Linked DNA regions of Mus musculus: all the other regions are linked to region 2. Evidence: chromatin contacts called from ENCODE Hi-C or POLR2A ChIA-PET data. All regions are on one chromosome and are shown on one strand. Each heading gives the region's core, a stretch centred on a gene start or an enhancer-like site at or near the end of the contact. The rest is flanking DNA. Distances are from core to core; before and after follow the strand shown.

Region 1 (3,974 bases), core at 831-3,330, 47 kb after region 2:
AAGAAAGAGCAATTTCAGAAAACAGACCCCAAGTATCAGCTATAGTGCTATTCTAGAATACATTGGCATGTGTCTGCACAGGCATGTGGAGGCTAGAGGACACCCTTGCATGTCCTTCTGCAGGAGCCTTCCACAGTGTCCTTTGAGGCAGGGTCTCTCACTGGTTAATCAGGCCAGCCAGGGGTCTCGGGGACCCTCCTGTCTGCCCTCTTAGCACTGAGATGCTAGGCGCCGCTGCCATACCATACACGAATTCTGGGGGTTGAGCTCTGGTTCGCATGCTTGTGAGATACTGACAACCATCCTCTCAACCCAGTAGATGTGACTGTGTAATCTAGAAGGGAGATCTAGAAAGAAAAAAAGTAAAACATTCCACTGAGAAGAAGGTTCTCAGGGCCTTGGAAAGGCTCCTGGAGCGCTGGAGAGATGCTGCTGGTGTGGACACAGTTCACACCAGGAACAGCTGAGTCACAAACACGTGTTTTCATTTTTGCACACGCGTGTGTGTGCATGTGAGTGCTGGGCGTCTGGAAGCTGGAGGTTGACTCTGGGAGTCATCCTTGCCTCTAACTTCCTCCTCCTTCCCAGAGGCAAGGTCTCTCTGTGAAATCCAGAGCTCCCAGACAGGATTCTTCCTTGCTCTGGGGCTCTGTCTCCACATTCAGAGACTGGGGTTACAAGCCCGCCCGTCTCACCCAGTTGGCCTTTCTGTGGGTTCTGCGATCAGAACTCTGGTCCTCACACTTACACGGAAAGTGTTTTTAACTTGCCACCTGCCTGACCCACAAATACTTCTTTAAAAAAAAACAGTTAAGAGTACATTGTTGCTGTCTTCAGACACACCAGAAGAGATCACTGGGTCCCATCACACATGGTTAGGAGCCACCATGTGGGTGCTGGGAATTCAATTGAGGAATAGTCAGTGCTCTTAACCACTGAGCCACCTCTCCAGACCCCACAGATACTTTAAAAAGAGAAACCCCAGTAACTTGTAAGAGGGAGAAACTCACAATGGTTGGCTTTAACATTTTGATTAGTTTTTAACCTAGAATTTGTTTGTTTGTTTGTTTTTTACCTTTTTTCAAGACAGGATTTCTTTGTGTAGCTCTGGCTGTCCTGGAATTCGCCCTATAGTTCAGGCTGGCCTCGAACTTAAAGAGATTCCCCTGCCTCTGCCTCTTTAGTGCTTGGGATTTTGTTTTTGTTTTGTTTTGAGAAAAGGCCTGCGTCTGCTCTGAGGTATGCCTGGATAGAGGGACCCTTGATTTTTTTTTTAATCAGCAAATAAACTCGTCAATACTCTTGAATCAGGGATATTTATTGCTTTGATAAGGTTGAAAAGGAAATGCTGACTTTCAGCTATTAGCCACTGTATTTAAGGGCTAAGGGCAGAGATGGACGAGAGTTGTCTCTGCACCATAGTGCTCTCGACCTTGTTACCAAACGTTTTTCTTGGAAGGGACCTTAAATCTCATGACCGTTAAAACACTACGCGCACCGCACCGCACCGCACTGCACCGCACCGCGCGCACTCTTGGCTTCCCACTGTGATGACGCAAGGCCTTACCGCTCTTCCGGAAGCCCCAAGCCCGCCCATCTGAGCACGTTTCTGGCTGACTCCCGCCTCCTCCCCCCCTCCAGCGTGTTATGGGTTTACTAGCTTTGGCTATCTGATCCTTAGCAGTGTCTCACGCAGATGGATTCGGCGACCACCTTTGCAAAGACATTAAATCCCAAACCCACCACTCTGCCAAACGTGCACGCGTGCACCCGCGAATGCAATCCCATTGGAAAGTTCATTAAGACCCCGCACTCATGCAGCCCCAGCTTTTGCACAGCGAGGAATGCTGCAGTAATCAAAGGCACCCAAAGGGCTTGGCTGGGGTTAGCTTTCCTTTCCTCTCCCCAGGCCAACACCAGTTAGCTTTCCCTTTCTCCGCCTCCGCCCCGCCATTCTGGCGCCTCCCACCACTCGGCCGCCTGCTCGCACCTGTCACCCCCATGCTGCCGGAGGCTCTGTCAGGGAGGCGGGGAGCGGGCTGGTGGCTGCTGCCCCTCCGCCTCCAGTGCGCTCTTTGGCTAGCCCGGTGGAGGGGGGGCTGAAGATGATGGGGGCGCTGGCGCCTGTGATGCTGCGGCTTCTGTGACGTTCAGGCCAGGGGATATGGCATGTAGGAAACTTGAAGGTTCATGCCAATGATGTGGGTGGGAACAAGAAAGGATCTTTTGAGTCTTGGAGGTTGAGCAGACAGCTTCCCCCGCCACCCCCCCCCCCCGGACCAAGACTTGGGGCAGCTGGCCACGCCACAGTAGGCCAGGTATGTGGACAGCGGTCTTGGGTAAGGACGGGGTAGGTGGGGGCTTAGAACCTTATCTGGACAACAAAGCTGCTCCATTTTTGCGGGGAGTCTAGGATTCCTCTAAGGATGGTTGAATCTCAGTCCAAGCTGTGCATGTGTGCAGTACACACACCTGTGCATAGCTTTCCAGGGTGACCTTACAGTTTTTTTACAATTACATTTATTGTGTGTGAAAACTTTCACACCACATCCAGTGTGTGGTGGTCAGAGGACAACTTTTGGGAACAGTCACCTTCCACAGTGACTGTTCCTTTCCTGGGACTAAATTCAGGTTGTCTAGTATTAGATTCCATTGCAGCAGGCTTTAATCACAACCCCCCCCCCCCCAAAAGCTGGACACGGTAGCATAAATTCTTATTTAATTCTGGCAGTGGGGAGGCAGAAGTGGGAGGATTTCTGTGAGTTTGAGGCCAGTCTGGTTGTTCTACGTAGTGAGTTCTAGACAGTCAAGGCTACATCCCATCTCCCACCGCCCAAGTAGTTTTTTCCTTCTGAGACAAAGTCCCATGTAGCCTAGGCTGGCTTCAAATTCTTCTTGTAGCCCAAGGCTGGATTACAGGTGTGTACCATCATAGTCAGCTCATTCTAGGGGCTAGAGGCATATCAGTGCTCTTGTGTCCTCTGCCACCCTATGCTCCGTGATCAAGAAACTCCTGCTGGGCAAGTCATCACCTCACCACGCAGACGCTCAAAGTAATACCAGGTAAGACCTCTTGCCGATGGGCCTCAGGACAGGTGCAGGCAGGTGAGTGGGTCATGCAAGCCCCTCCCCTTCTGGTGCCACTGGGCTGCCTGGCCTCTTGGCCTCCTCCTTTCAGCCCAAGACTTTGGCCAGGGATATCCCTGCTGCTACAGGAGATGGGCATACCAGAGTGGAGGGATTGAGTTGGATATGACAGGTAGCAGGACAAGCAGCTCTCTGGACAGGCTGATGCCAGTCCTCGCTCCAACCACGGAGGCTTGAAGGAATCCACTCCAGCAGCTGTCAGGGTTGTGGAGTACTGCAAGCAGGCAGGCAAAAGAGGCGACATCACAGCCTACAAACACCCATCGTCATTCCAAATTTTATTGCTTATAGAACTCAATACACCCCAGATGCAGCACCGTGGCTGCCGTTCATGTGCTGGGGCCAGGAGCAGCCTAGATCCTTGCAAAGAGCTGGACAGAGCTATCCTGGCTGGTTGAGGTGGGGGGATGAGTTTCCCTAGAGAAGTCTCTGTGCCCCTCCCAACAAATGATTCACAGTGAACTTAATGCTACAATGAGTCCTAAGCAGCTGTTTCCAAGTCCCACCAGGAGAAGTCCCAGCTAGGGCAGTGGGGGCGACGATGCTCATCTTAAGTCTGAAAGAAGCTTGAGGGGGGGTCAAGCCTGTGTGGATGATGGGTCAAGACAGTCCCTTCTTCCCCATCCCCTGGCCTGCCCCTGCTCATGCAGAGCCAATGCTCTGCTGGAAGGCAGCCAGGAAAGTGCTTTGAGGTCACCTGAGTGCAAAGTGCTGCTGCTGGCAATGCCTTGCCACACCATGCTGGATGCTGACAGTGTGCCCCCAGAGGGTGGCAAGCCCTGTTTCTGTGGCTTTCTTGAGTTTATCATTTGCAGACCGTTCCTGTC
Region 2 (4,267 bases), core at 1,650-4,149:
TCCTTCCTTTCTTCCTTCCTTCCTTTTCTTCCTTCCTTCCTTCCTTCCTTCCTTCCTTCCTTCCTTCCTTCCTTCCTTCCTTCTGTCTATTTGCATGTATGCCTGCATGACAGAAGAGGGCATCAGATCCCATCATTACAGATGGTTGTGAGCCGCCATGTGGTTGCTGGGAATTGAACTCAGGACCTCTGGAAGAGCAGCCAGTGCTCTTAACCCCTGAGCCATCTCTCCAGCCTGTTAGCCAGATTTTCTTAATTAAACTCCCCATTCTTCTGCCTCAGTATCCAGAGTGCAGAGTTCATGTGCGTGCCTGCTCACCAGCCTAACCTTTTCCTTTCTTCTCTTGCAGTATCGAGGCTTGAACCCAGGGCTCTGTGCATGCTGTGCACTTTGCACTTGACCACAGAGCCACATCCATAGCTTGCCTTTCTCCTTAAAGAGACATCTACTGACTACTGATACATGCTCAGTCACCTGAGTTAGGAGTGTTCCCAATGGCTGCACATTCCTTCCATTAAAGATGACAAAGTGACAATGGTCTGGAAATGTCACCCTGGCTGTGTGACTGTATCGATCACCACAGCCATCAGTCCGTCCTGCCTGTCATACCACCTGCACACGGAAGGGGGCAACGCAGACTTACGGAAAGGAAACATTGTTCCTAAACTTGACAACCAAGCTTTGCTGGTAGAATTTTCTCCATTGTGGTCCATGTTTTGGGAAGATGCTTTCTATGAAGCCAACAGAATTGAATAGGTGATGATTGATCACATCTCCTTGGTAACTCACGTTCCTAGTCAGCAGGAGGGAGGATGTAGGGTTGTTAATATGATAATTTCCCACATGATAGGCCCTTTTCAGTTTAGCTTTATTTCCACCAGGTTTTGGGTGGGAGGCAATTGGCAATGAGGATGCAGGCTGGCAATTACTGCAGTAGAGGCCCAATTTCTGGCTTCTCGGTGTCCCTCAAAGTAGCAGTGATGGGCAGAGGAGGCATGGGCACTGACCCCACAAGTACTTCAATGCAGATACCCTCCCTCCCAGCTTCTGAATCCGTTCCTTGCTAGGCTGTGTCCAAGGTTAGGGACACCTTAAGAGTCCCAGAAGCCCCATCAGTAAGCAGACAGCTGGGCACACAGCTGGGGCTCGAAGGAAACATTTGTTGATGAATTGAAAGAGACAGCTATGGAAGAATCAGGAAGTACAGTCTTTAATAAATAAACAAAAATCTCTCAACTACTAATCTCAGGCAAGGCCCAAGGTCAAGGCTAAGGAAGATGGAGGTAGGCATAGGGCAGGTACCCTTCCTATAGGCTCCAGGAGACCCTGTTTCCACCCACCCTGGAAGTCCTTGCTCAGGACATGAAATGAGACTATCTCTCCCATGGTGACAGGGGCGATGGTGAACTTGGCAGGAGGAAGGCTTTAATCAGGTCAAGCTGGGGAGCGTGCAGGTTTGTGTCTGGTTTTCCTCATAATTAGATAATTAATTTCCCAGTTCCTGCTGAATCCTTTGTCAGTGGCTTTGAGTATGAACTAGAGAGGTGGGAATGACCTAGAGTAGCCATTTAGAGCCCCTGGGCTGGCACAGAGAAAGTTCAAGGCTCCCTCAGTGTAGGGCACCTCACCCCATGGACTGGCAGAACAGGGAGGGGCTGACTCAAGAGCCCCACAGATTAAGTGGGAGAATTAGAGGTGTTAATTCAGGATGGAGTTCGAGCCCCGGTTATGAAGGCCTACCCCTTCTCCACTCTCCTACCCTAAATAAGAAGAGTCCGAGGCTATAGATTTTTGGATATGAACAGAGAGGCTCGTTTCTGCCCTAATTATCTGTGTGGCCTTGGACAAGACCCCTTGCTACAGCTACGGAAAGGCCCCTTGTTACCGTTACAGAAACAAGGACATCCATACCTACCTTTGCTGGTCACTATCACAGAAATCTTTCTGTAACTATCAGATAGCCAAGATTGTCATTCTTCAGCCAGCCTAGGTCCCTCATGGTGACAGTGTCAAGATTTTCCACCCATCTGAGGTGCCTGTTCCTCCCCCAGCCTAGCAGCTGCCTTTAACCCTTCTTAGTGCCCTACTTCTCCTTGGCACCACCACAGTGATCTCCAGGTTCGCCAACCTCATTTTTCCACGAGTGCCCCCAGTCTAAAACTGCTGAAGATGCTGGCACAGTCACATCTGGTCAGGTCTCAATTGACCTATGTCATTGTCCTCCAACCTGTTTGCAGATAATTCCCTCTGGTCCTCAGATCATCTCTGGGCCCAACGGAGGAGAGACACAGAGGTGGGGGGCCTGGAAGGGGGTTCCCATCTTCTTAGTTGGGGACCCCAAAGGGGGACCCCCAGCAGCAATTACGCCCACCAACCGCACCTCAGCGCCACCTTAGGTTTCTAAGGCGCGCGCGGATTGGTTGGACAATCTTCCGCCCGGGGGTCTGCCTCCTCCAGGCTCGGGCCTAGGGACCCCCCTACTGCCGGGCTTAGGGTGGAGAGCTGCGGTTCTAGGACCCGGAGGCGCCGGGCGAGCGCGCCGCTGTGTTCTCGGCCTCGCCTGGGTCGGCTCCGGCTCGGGCAGGTGCATCGGCGGCCGCCCCCTCCGCCGCAGGTGCACTGCTCGGCAGCCCCCAGCCGGCGCGCCATGGCTGCGGAGGACCCCCGGCCGTCGCCCGCGCCCGCCCCCTCCCTGCAGCCCGCCCCCCTGGGGCCGGGTGCGCGGCGGAGAACTGCGGTTTGCGCGCACCGGGAGCGGCAGCAGAAGTTCGAAAATCGCCGAGGGGGGAGCCCGCGCCGCAGCTTCCTGCCCCCGGCCCAGCCCTCTGGCCCCGGCCGCCTGCAACCCTACTTCCTCCCCGAGCCTCGGTCGCCGCCCGCTCCCTCGGACGGGGCCGCCGCGATGGGACGCCGCGCCCCGGCCCCTGCACGCCGCTGAGCCGAGAGCCACCTAGCCAAGCCTCGCCACACAGCGCTGCCCTTCGCTTCCAGGCTCCCGGAGCCTAGTCCGCGACCCCCAGGGAAAACTGGATCTCCGAGGCTGGAGGCGCCTGGCCGGCTGGGTGGGGACCACCATGGGCAACGCGGCTGGCAGCGCCGAACAGCCCGCGGGCCCCACCGCGTCGCCCCCGAAGCAGCCAGCCGTCCCCAAGCAACCAATGCCGGCGGCCGGGGAGCTGGAGGAGAGGTTCACGCGGGTCTTGGTGAGTGTGACCTGATGCGCACCAGGAGCCAGGGATGACAGGGGCTCCGCATGCGTCCCCGCCTCTTGGGACTCAGGTGCGGCTTGGAGATCCCTGGTCCACCTGCTGTCCCTCCAGAGGGGTAGGAGTAACACTGTCATCTTTCAGAGTGACTTGGCACCCCCCCCCCCAAGAAACTTTCTTTAGCCCCCTCCAGGAAGCTTTCTTAAGAGACCCCCCCATCGACCCCCTTCCTATGCTCCTAGTTCTAAAGGTGTCAAAAATGTCTCATAAGGTTGAGTTCCAAACGCGCCCCAGGTGGGAGGGGGCTGGCGCCCACTTTTCCACTGCACGCAGGCCCAGCGGCTGGGTGCAAGTCTGGAGCGCTTTGCCCTTCTGCGTCTCAGGGTCAAAGAGGAAAGGGGTTATAATTTAACCTTCTGGAAGCTGTAGACCTAGTGGAGCCTTCAGTCCTGGGTTGTTCTGGTGTCTGGCGTAGGAGTTGGACTCTTAGACCCTCCACTTGTATTTATCACCCCCACCATGTCCCGGAATGGGTGTTTGCAGTCATTCCCTCATCATGGACCACCCCCAACCACTGAAAGGAGTAAGCTTAGGAAGGGTGGGGCCAGGATAGGCTGGTCATTCTGGCTTGGAGTGGAACAGAAATCTGGAAGGCTCCCCTCCCTCTTGGCTGTCACTTGCTTGGGAAACTGGGGCAGGCAAGGGTGGGTTAGGATGGAGTAGCAGCTGAAGTCTGGGCCTCTGGGAGGGAGCCATCAACTCATCAACTCTGAGCATGGAGTTAAGTGGTTCAAAGTGTTTCTGATAGGGTGGGCTGTGCAGGCATTGGGAGGCAGAAGTAGGGGAGGGGAAAGGCCAGTCTTTTTCACTTCCTCCTCTTCACCCCAGCACTCTTTCCTGCTGTCTTCTGTAGGTGGCTGCCCAGTGGCATCCCTGTTAGGCATCCCTGGCTGGACACCGGGTGACAGTGGGGAAGGCTGGGCTGTTTCCTAGAGGCATTTTCCAGTCTCAGTAGGCTGATGTTGCAGGTCTGAGGATGGGAGTCCAGAGGAGGCTCACTC
Region 3 (4,298 bases), core at 1,683-4,182, 38 kb before region 2:
ACTGCCTAGAGTGCACAAAGCCCTGGATTCAATCTCTAATACCACACAAATTGTGTACGATGGCACACTCCTGTAATCTCAGCATTCAGCAAGCATAGGCAGGAGTTCAAAGGTCTTGGCTACAGAGAGTTTTCAAGGCTAGCAAGAACTACAGTAGACCCTGTCTAAATTAATCTTAGTCATGACTGAATGCAATGGTATACACCTGAGAACACTTGAGGGGCTCAAGCAGATAGTTCCAGGTCATGGGTGAGAGCAAACATAACAACAATAACCCCATTAGGAGAACAGCCAGATGGCTCATTGTGTAAAGGCACTTGCTACCAAGCCTGACAACAGGACGTTTATCCCCGGACACCCAGGTGGTAAGAGAACAGACTTACAAATTCTGACCTCCACATGTATGCATATGTAAACACAAAGGAAGTAAATAAATAATATTGGGTTTGGTGGTACCTGCCTACAATCCAAGGACTTAGGAGGCGGAGGAAGGAAGTTCAATGCCAGCTTAAACTACAGAACGAGTTTAAGGTCAGTCTGGGCTATCCGAACCCTGTCTCAAAGGAAAAAAACAAGTTGATATACTAGCTCATACCTGTAAATCTAACACGTGGTTGAGGCAGAAGGATTACTCTGCCTAGGGTAGAGTAAGAAGTCTCAAAAAAAACCCAAACCAGTCAATAGTGAGCAGGTATTTCTGTTTGTTGTTTTGTTTGCACAGTAGACTTTAAAATTTTTCTTCAAACCATGAGGTATGGAGGGAAAAATTAGTTATAGCTAGGAAGCTCTCACCCCATTTAGGACTATTCAAGTTTCACTAGTAGCCCTGGCTGGCCTGAAACTCTCTATGGAGAGCTGGCTGGCCTCAAATTTAAGAGATCCACCACATCCAGCTGGAAAGACTTTGTTTTTTTTATTAATACAAGGGGCAGTCCTTCAACCCTGAAGAAACTTTCCCGGGTCCTACTGTTAAAGCAAGGGCCTAGGAGTTAAGACCATCTATAACTAGCAGTAAAATTCATTACAAGGTACTCACAGGTATCAATGGCTAGTTAACCACCTACTTCAGAGCCTTACCTGGGCACAATTTTAACTGACAGCTCAACTACAAAGCTATCATTTGAAGGTGTAGTCTGGAAATCTTTAAGAAACAAGTTCAGTAAGAGAGCCTTTTAAATGCTGGCAGTGCTATAATGTTAGGTTGTAAGTTTATTCGAGGTCTCCCCTATATCCTATATAACACATAAAGTAGATCAAAACTGCCATTTCTACTTAAGTACTTTCTGCATCTACAGAAGAGATGGCTTCAGTAACAATGAGACAGTGGCACAGAAAATACTCTTTTTAGTTTGTGGAACAAGACTTTAAATGGGACATGGTGTAGGCTTACAAAAAAAAAAAAAAAAAAAATCACATCGGAATTAACTCCCTTTGCCCTTGTAGCACAGCCTCTTCGCCCCTAAGTTACGGCTCAGATTTCAAAATGCAAGCAGATGTTTTTGAAGTACCCGAAATGGGCCACTCCGTTTCTATTACTGGACTGTAGTGACTGAAATTATTTTCTTTCCCCCAACCCTTCAAAGGGCATAACCCCATCCCTTTGGCGTGAAATTTTGAAGTGGGGCGACACACTTCAGGAGTTTCCAAAAGCGGATGCTGACGTTCGAGGTCAGGCCATTGGGAGAGTCGGGGCTCGATGGGAGAAATCTTGAGGGCAAGAGAGCTCAGAAATTTCCAAGCGCTAAGCTCGAGCTTTCCACGTGCCCAGATCTAGTTGGTCCCAGGGGGAGTTGGTGGCTGTTATAGAAGTTAGAGGGTTGTTGCTTTTCGCAGCCCTGAGAAGTGGGATGGACACGGTGTATGGGGGTGGGGAGGCGGGTGCAATCCGGCCGGGCAACCTCGGAGCCTCCAGCTCACTAGCACTGCTCAGGGCATGCGGCCAGAGTTGCAACCTCGGCCCGTCCCTGCGAGCCAGGGTCTCCAACTGGCGTCGCGCCCACCTCGTCCTTCAGATGGGGGTCCGGCTACGCCGGGCCTGGCCGCCATACCCGGGATGAATGGGGGTGACGAGAGGCCTTGGGCAGACCTCGGCCTCAGGATCACGTCCCGGTGGAAGCACAGCAGAGGGGAAGCCGTCTTACTGGCCTCTCCTCTGCTGGGATCCCGGGAAATACGCGGTAATTACCCCAAAAGGCCGCTCTCAAAGGCGAGGCGGAGAGGCTGCCGGGACGGTTTGAGGACTGGGCTCGGCCGGGGAGACGCCAACCTTCACCCTTCCCAGCCCCCGACCCAACTCCCCGCCGTCTCCCGGCGCCGCCACTTCAGGCAGCCCACTCGGCCCGGCCTCTCCCCGCGCCCGGACCACCCCCCATGGGGTGCTCTCACTGCGCAGCGAGTCCCTCCGCTGCCTCCTCCCAGCCCAAAATGGCGGCGGCGGCGGCGGCCCCCGAGCTGCTCGTCGCCTTCCTCAAGGCTAGGGAATCCCTCCGCGCGCAAGCCCCGCCCCCGCGACCGGATCTCTATTTCTCCCTGGTAAAGCCTAACGCCATCAATGAACTCTTTAATTGAGCTCTGACAGGGCGGGTCCAGTTGTGCTTCCGCACAGCTAGTTGTTGACAAAAGTCGGGAGACTGGCAGACAAGCGACCCAATCAAAGAAGAGATCGGTGAGCGCGGGACGTTCACGCAAAGGCAAATAGGTTTTTTTTTTTTTTTTTTTTTTTTTTTTTTTTTTTTTTTTTTTTTTTGGCGTTCCTGGGCATGGTTGTTGACGTAATGGGAGCTTGAAAGTATCCTGGGCAGCTTTCCTAGGGTGGAAGAACTACAACCCCCAGCAGCCATTGCGCTGCCAGGCTGTCCTCTTCGCCCCTCCACCTCCCCCCCCCCCCATCTTAGGGCTTTAGCGGCTTGGCCAGAGCTGCTGCTACTGCAGCAAGAGATAGGGCAGAGGCGTTGAGACTCTCATGGACAGGCGGTCGCACAGAAAGACACACAGAGGTAGTGGTGTACACTAAGCCCTTGACAGCAAATAGGTCAGTCCCACCTTCGTTAAATCTCCCTGCCAGGACTTTTCCCTCCTCCAAGAACTCCATTTTTACTCCCATTGAATTTTTTTTCTTCTTCTTTCTGTCAGCTGCATGTAGTTTGAAGACTTCTTCCCTTTAGCTCCCCGTTCCTTGAGACAGGAGAGAAGCCGTCCAGGCCCTGTAGACAAAAAGACTTCAACCATAGGCTCTGACCAGGTCCCAACCTAGAGAGATTGAAGGTGGTCAAGATAGGGGCTTCCAGGAGCTACAGACCCACCCTCTCCACAGCATCCCCCAAGCAGTGTCCTTTCTGGGTGACAGAGCTCAGGCCTACCCTCCTAACTGCCAGCCTGTCTTTACTTATTAGGAGAGCAGAGGCCCAGGGCCTCTGCTCTCCCACTTGGTCCCTTGCTGGCTAGCAATGTGAAGACTAGAGTATGGAAACAGCCTTCCGAGTCTTCACTTGAAAGTGAAGGCCATGCAGGTCTGGGGCCACAAAATGGCTGCTGCTGCTGTGACAAAACAATTCCTGACCAACCAGCTTCTGCCTAAGGACTTAGGTTTCTGTTGTTGTTCAAAGCAGGTGACAGTAGTTAAAGACATCATCTGCTGCAAGAGTAGGAGAAGATGGCCACTGTGAACCATACCAACTGCAACACAGCGTCACCAGCTGCTCTGGAGGAGGCCAAGGTAAGTACCCACCCTCCCAGCCACCTGAAAGCCCTAAACGTGGGGTCAGATAGCTGAAATCCTAGGGCTTTTGTTGTTTTGTCTTGTTGGTTGGTTGGTAGATTTAGAAAACCAGTATTTTATTTTATTTTCGTTTGTTTGAGACCTTGAGGGGGGAGGTGGGGGGGGGTGTCTTTCTGTGTATCCCCAGCTGGCCTCGAACTTGCAACAACGTTCTTCTTCAGCCTTCCAAGGGCTAAAATTACAGCCTGCACCACCACACCCAGCTAGAAAGCCAGTGTTTTAAATGAGTCTGTACTGTGCTCTGGGAAGTAGGCCAGAATGTGATTCAATGATGGCTCATGAATTCCTAAAAGCCCTTCAAGGTAGATGTTATTTCCAGTGGACAGAAGCTGAGGTTGGAGAGCTGCACTACCTTTTCCAGAATCAGGCAGCCTGTGAGGAACAAAATTCCACCTTACATTTAGGGTCTTCTGATAACAGTACCTTGTCTCTCAATGACAAGTGACCTCAAGGACAAATAACTTGGTTAGAGATTTTGCACTTAAAAAAAAATTTATTTTTTCCGGGCTGAGAACCAAGA

The links. Hi-C counts contacts between places; a loop is a spot of excess contacts on that map. ChIA-PET counts read pairs that join two places held with the same protein, here RNA polymerase II (POLR2A).
Region 1: a map of heart shows a loop between it and region 2 (2.3-fold over the local background). The contact joins the promoter of Spata32 here to the promoter of Fmnl1 in region 2. A Hi-C loop is called at or near these places in 14 of 37 maps with a recorded cell type or tissue (T-helper 17 cell, adrenal gland, gastrocnemius and 4 more). POLR2A ChIA-PET finds 5 or more read pairs at or near these places in 2 of 5 experiments (Patski and embryonic stem cell).
Region 3: POLR2A ChIA-PET joins it to region 2 with 22 read pairs in Patski. The contact joins the promoter of Hexim2 here to the promoter of Fmnl1 in region 2. POLR2A ChIA-PET finds 5 or more read pairs at or near these places in 4 of 5 experiments (Patski and embryonic stem cell).

The regions. Positions count from the first base shown.
Region 1 is chr11:103,216,352-103,220,325 of GRCm38, forward strand. It overlaps Spata32 (spermatogenesis associated 32), which reads right to left and starts at 2,081. Exons shown (of 5, transcript NM_177801.3): 1 at 1,991-2,081. The coding sequence starts at 2,003. Gm51920 (a long non-coding RNA gene) reads left to right here. Exons shown (of 3, transcript XR_003949777.1): 3 at 1-837. Gm34823 (a long non-coding RNA gene) reads left to right here and starts at 2,259. Exons shown (of 4, transcript XR_389061.4): 1 at 2,259-2,318; 2 at 2,902-3,063. It overlaps Map3k14 (mitogen-activated protein kinase kinase kinase 14), which reads right to left. Exons shown (of 16, transcript NM_016896.3): 16 at 3,413-3,974.
Region 2 is chr11:103,168,239-103,172,505 of GRCm38, forward strand. It overlaps Fmnl1 (formin-like 1), which reads left to right and starts at 2,900. Exons shown (of 26, transcript NM_001077698.1): 1 at 2,900-3,203. The coding sequence starts at 3,075. It overlaps Gm51919 (a long non-coding RNA gene), which reads right to left and starts at 2,338. Exons shown (of 3, transcript XR_003949776.1): 1 at 1,916-2,338; 2 at 644-793.
Region 3 is chr11:103,130,427-103,134,724 of GRCm38, forward strand. Hexim2 (hexamethylene bis-acetamide inducible 2) reads left to right here and starts at 2,933. Exons shown (of 3, transcript NM_027658.2): 1 at 2,933-3,031; 2 at 3,609-3,715. The coding sequence starts at 3,653.